Regions from separate parts of the Mus musculus genome. Here region 1 is linked to region 2. Evidence: chromatin contacts called from ENCODE Hi-C or POLR2A ChIA-PET data. All regions are on one chromosome and are shown on one strand. The core of a region is the stretch at or near the end of the contact, and the rest is flanking DNA. Distances in the headings are between cores, read along the strand shown.

Region 1 (2,700 bases), core at 73-2,572, 50 kb after region 2:
TTGGCCTCTGTGGTTGTAGAAGCGTTAGAAGAGGCTGTGGAAACCAAGCCCCACCACATAATGCAAATGTCTTGCCTTATGCTGGGTCCCTCCTTCAGTATCAGCTCAGTGACTGCCTCCCATGCCTTTATATGGCAGCATTTTAAATTTATTTCCTTTCTGCCCTTAGTTGGGGAGTAGGAAAGAGGGAAAAAGAGGACTAGGGACGACTGCTCCTAGTGAGAGGTTACAGTTAGAGGAGTTCAGAGGCAGAGGCCTATGTGGTAAGGACACGACAAATGCCATCCCATGCACACACTCCAAGGAAAAACCGAAAGAATCTGCATGTCACTGTGTGTGTTGCTTCATCTGAACTTGTCTTGTAGTATCTTTAAGAACTTTTATCTTTTTACTATGTGTATATGTATGTGTCTGTGTGTAGATATGTGCATGTGAGTGCATGTATGTGTCTGTGTGTAGATATGTGCATGTGAGTGCATGTATGTGTCTGTGTGTAGATATGTGCTTGTTTACGGTGTCTGCAGATTCCAGATCCCCCTGGAGATGGAGTTACAGGAGGTTGTGAGCCGCACAATAAGGTGCTGGGAACTGAGCTCTGGCCCTTTCAAGAACAGCACATTGTCTTAATTGCTGAGCCATCTTTCCAGCCCTGAGCTCAGTCTTATTTCTGATGATTTTATCTCTGCCTCCGAGTGCTGGGTTTGCAGTCACGTGCCACTATGCCTAGCTTTCGATTTCTTTCTTTATTTTTTTTTTCCGAGACAGGGTTTCTCTGTATAGCCTTGGCTGTCCTGGAACTCACTCTGTAGACCAGGCTGGCCTCGAACTCGGAGATCTGCCTGCCTCTGCCTCCCAAGTGCTGGGATTAAAGGCGTGCACCATCACGCCCGGCTAGCTTTCAATTTCTTACTATTGTAGCCAAGACAGTGTTTATTATTTCTGTATTAGTGACTTTTTTCTTGCTGTGACAAATAGTTGGCATTATGGAGAGATTTATCTTGACTCACAGTTTGAGGGAACCTGCCACCATGGCAGGGAAAGTGTGACGAGTGATGTGAGAGGTGGCTGGTCACGTGCAGTCTCCTACATTCAAGGCCTTTCTTAGGAACATTCTAGAAACATCCTCACAGACACATCTAGAGCTGTGTTTTCTAGGTGAGTCTAAATCCTGGTAAATTGACACTGAACATTAACCAGCACAAAAACTGGCAGACAGGAGCTGTTTGGGCTACAATTGAACTTGGTCCCATCTCTCCTAACTTTGGGCTAGGTCTAGAATGTACTCTCTGCTACCATAGGACTTGCAGCCTTTGAGCGGGGTGGAGTGGCGCACCTTGTGAACTGTTCTCAAGTCTCCTTTCCTTATCTGACCTCTGAAGATAGCACAGCAGGGCATTTTTAAGTCCTGGCAGGCTACAAGCAGCTCTCAAAGTCCTGTGACGCTGACGCTAGGAACCGCCTTGTGCCTGCTACTGGTGGTGTTGATTTGTCATTTGTCCATTTATACGTGTGGATGGTTTTTAGATTGACTCTTGAAGGTTGCTGAACACTCTTCACTTGTACGTGAGTGTATATATTGGGCTTCCATCTAAAATGCTGCTTGAAGAAAGTGCTGTGCAGTGCAAAACATTCAAAACTTTCTGCCTGTGTCTAGTCAGTAAACATGCCCAGGTGTTTCCTCTTCTCTGATGTCAGCTGCATAGTTCTGAAGACATATTTTAAAAAACTGTAACACAAGAATGCACAAAGCCTGAAAGCATGCTTAGTGAGTTTTTCCTAAGTTTGTACATCTGTGAAATTGTGTTCCAAGTTCTGGAGTTTCTTCCTAATTAGTTCGCCTCCCGCTCCCCAAAGTGACTGCTGTGCTGATGTCTAGCTTTTGCATAATACACTATTATAAAGCACTCCTTTTATGCACTCTTATATACATCTTAGTTATTATGCATTGACTTAGAAATGCCCCCTTCAGACTTACTACCACTTGTCTGCCAAAGGCTGACAATATTTTGGGAGGCTGTGGATCTTTTAGGAGGTGGGGCCTAAGTTGACAAAAATAGGTCATTGGGAGCCGGTCTTTTGAAAACAGCACCAACTGCAGGTTCTAGTCCTACTCTCAATGTCTCCTGTTCCTGCCACCATGCCTTTCTACATGGAGCAGAAATCCTTTGAAATCCACACAATAGAAGTCTCCTCCGCCCTGATATTCTGTTACTTTTTTTGATCCAGTGATACAAAAGTAGCTAATGTGGTTACTGTCAAAAGCAAGAGTTAGAACCTTAACCATCAATCCAGTAAGCTTTTACAAGTGAGGATGGTGCCCCATGCTAATCTCGGCCCTGGAGAGGCAGTGGTGGATGCATCTCTTGTGAGTTTGAGGCCAGCCTAGTTAGTCTATTGTGAATTCCAGGACAGCCGGAGAGAGCTACATAGTGAGACCCGATCTCAAAACAACAACAACAAAAAAAAAAACAAATAAGCTGTCACCCATTTTTTTCCTCTTATCTTTCCCTTGCCTCAATTAATTCTATTTCATAATTTGCACTGCTTTTCTAGTTTGATCTGTAACACATCTGCATGTATTTTAAGATATTTATGCATACACATTTCTGGTTGGCTTACTCTTTTCACCCTGAGTTCTGGGGATTAAACTCAGTTTGTCAGGTTTGCACATCAAGTGCTGTCCTGGATAAACCATCTCAC
Region 2 (2,700 bases), core at 109-2,608:
TGTGTGCATACAGGTATGTGTGGAGGCCAGAGGACAATCCCAGAAGCCAAAAGGCTCTCTCGATGGCCTGGAGCTCACTAACTGGGCCAGGCTGTGAGCAGCAAAAATCCACCTCTTTCTGCTTTCTCAGCACCTGGATTGCAGTCACACCCAGCTTTTTACAAGGGTTTTGGGGATCTAATTCAAGGCTTTGAATTTGCAAGGCGAGCACTTTACTAACTGTTGCCCTAGCAACAGTCTTTAAAAAAAAAAAAAAAAAAAGATGAGGCTGAGCGAGAGGCTGAAAGGGTAGCATGCCAGTGGTGTGTGTGGAGGTCAGAGGGCAACATTCAGGAGTCAGCTCTCTCCTTCCACCATGAGGTTTCAGGGATGGAAAGTCAGATCGGCAGGCTTGTGCGAAAGGTGCTTTTACCATCTGAACTGTCTCTCTCTCCCTCACCTACCCCATCCTCATGACTCAAGATGTGGCCATGCTTGGCCAGAAACTCAACATATTGTCAGGCTGAAGTCAGAGATCTGTCTGCCTCTGCCTCAAAGGAAAGGCTCAAAGTGGCCTTGCTTGTAGCCAAGGACAGTGTCAGAGTTCCTGATCCTCCTGTGTCAAGTCCTCATGGGTGGGATCACAGGCAGGCATCACCACATTGGTTTTCTGCGGTGGTGGTCTGGAACCCAAGCATTCAACCAGCGGTGCTACAGCCTCAGCCCCATGTGTAACCTTTTATCGAATCTAACTCTGATGTTTGAGAATGGCGAACAACAGGGCTCAGGTGCATTTTATTTTTCTATGAGTATCGGATTCATTGACCTTCTTTAAGAAAATCCCCTTCCGGGGCTAACAGACCCACGGCTCAGAGTTTAAGAACGCACACTGTTCTTGAACGGTGGGTTCAGTTCCCAGCATCCACACGGTGCCTCACAACTGCCAGCAAATCCAGTTTCAGACAATATGATACTTTCTGGTCTCCATGGATACCTGCACACATGTGATACATACCAACTCACTGTAAAAATCATAAACATAGAAAACCAAAAGCAAAACCCCTCATTTCTGAAGTGCTACTTTTGTTACGGATCAAGAGGCCCGGGTATAGGTCTGTTTCTAGGGCTACAGAAATTAGAAAGCTAATTGAGTATGTAAGAAAAAAAAAAAAAAAAGAAAGAAAGAAAAGTGAAGACCACGTGACTAAACAGCCCGTGGGCCTTTAACTCCCTGGGACCCCTGGACTGGTGGGAGATCAAACAGGAAAGCAGCTAGATATTCTGACCCAGGAAACCTCAGGCAGCAGTAGTAGTATTTTTTTTTTCCTTTTGTTGTTCGATTTCAAGTGTCGGGGAGTACAATGGAAAGAACATCCACTTGGGGCAGGAAATGCCAGGGAAAGAGCCCAGAGGACGTGACATTTGGGTGGGTCATGAGTGACGATGAAATCTGTCATCTCTTTTTATGACTGTAATCTGCTGTCTACCGTGCGTTTCCCACCCGCGTTTCATCTGCATTATGTCTTATCTGATTTAGAAGGGCCCACAGGGAACTGTATCCCGCCCCCTCCCAACCCCTCGCCCCAGAAGATCTGAGAGCTGGGGCTGGTTCTGGGTTTGTCAGACTCAGCTGTACTTCGTAAAGGCCTGGGCTGGGCCTTTAAATTTTTTTCTGTAACTGTAGTGCCACAGGATTCCTGAGTTTCACCCACACACAGGCTCCCTACCCGAGCCCCAGCTGGCTGCCAACACCCACACTAACCAACTAACCCCCAGCAACACCGCCTTGGCTGTGTCGAAATTCACACCACACCATACCTCCCCGGGTCTGGAAGAAAGGCACAGGGTCTTGGTGCTGTGCAGACACCCTGATAAGGCTCTGGTGAATAACCCGTGAGTAACAGGAAATCAGGAAACAGGAGCTGCCCCTGTAGCAAGAAACGGGAGGGTGGATGGCTGTTCGCACAGTGGTCTGTACACCGGCACCGTGGACGCGCCCTTCAGTGTCGAGATTCCAGTTTCCTTCCCTGACTGGGGGATGAGAATGGAGTTCACAGAAGGCAGCTGTGGATTTCCAGTGAAACTCCCTGGGACATTCTGATCTCGATGTCCCAGCAGGTTTGGAAATGGTAGTATTACTAAACACCTGGACCCATTCTTCATTAAAAAGATTAAATTAAGTCAGGTGTGGGAACCGGTGCCTGTAATGTTGGTACGTGGAGGATGTGGCGCGAGGATGGGTGAGTTTGAGGCAATCCAGAGCTACATAGGAAAACTTTCTAAAAAATGTGTGTGTGTTCACGTGCGCAAGAGTGTGTGCATTCCTGCATACACAGGCACTTACAGCTCACATTCACACACACAAAGAAAAGAAAGGACTATTAATGATAATTAGCAGAGGAAAGTGGAACAGATACAGGGAAGAGTTTCTTGTGCCTTTATATCTTTCCATGGTGTTAAAAATTTAGCCTCAGTGAGTTCAAGGCCAGCCTGGTCTACAGAGTGAGTTCCAGGATAGCCAGGGTTACACAGAAAAACCCTGTCTCAAAAAAAAAAAAAAAAAAAAAAAGCCTCAGAAATTGCTACTTTTTTATGGCTGGGGGTGGTGGTACATGTCTTTAATCCCAGATTTCGGCAGATCTCTTTGAGTTCAAGGCCAGCCTGGTCTACAGAGTGAGTAAGGGTTACACGGAGAAACCCTGTATCAAACAAAACAAAACA

The links. Hi-C counts contacts between places; a loop is a spot of excess contacts on that map. ChIA-PET counts read pairs that join two places held with the same protein, here RNA polymerase II (POLR2A).
Region 1: a map of adrenal gland shows a loop between it and region 2 (3-fold over the local background). The contact joins two enhancer-like sites. A Hi-C loop is called at or near these places in 14 of 37 maps with a recorded cell type or tissue (T-helper 17 cell, adrenal gland, gastrocnemius and 5 more). POLR2A ChIA-PET finds 5 or more read pairs at or near these places in 4 of 5 experiments (Patski and embryonic stem cell).

Annotation. Positions count from the first base shown.
Region 1 is chr8:107,163,054-107,165,753 of GRCm38, forward strand. All of the region lies in intron 1 of Cyb5b (cytochrome b5 type B), which reads left to right. Among named protein-coding and RNA genes, the nearest start is that of Cyb5b, 14 kb to the left of the region's middle. Within about 2 kb of position 1,323, at least 1 of the 3 ENCODE cell types and tissues checked has a DNase peak (open chromatin) inside an H3K27ac peak, as active enhancers do; it is heart, where a contact is called at or near this core.
Region 2 is chr8:107,113,138-107,115,837 of GRCm38, forward strand. No RefSeq gene overlaps it. Among named protein-coding and RNA genes, the nearest start is that of Gm39240, 9.6 kb to the right of the region's middle. Within about 2 kb of position 1,359, at least 1 of the 3 ENCODE cell types and tissues checked has a DNase peak (open chromatin) inside an H3K27ac peak, as active enhancers do; it is heart, where a contact is called at or near this core.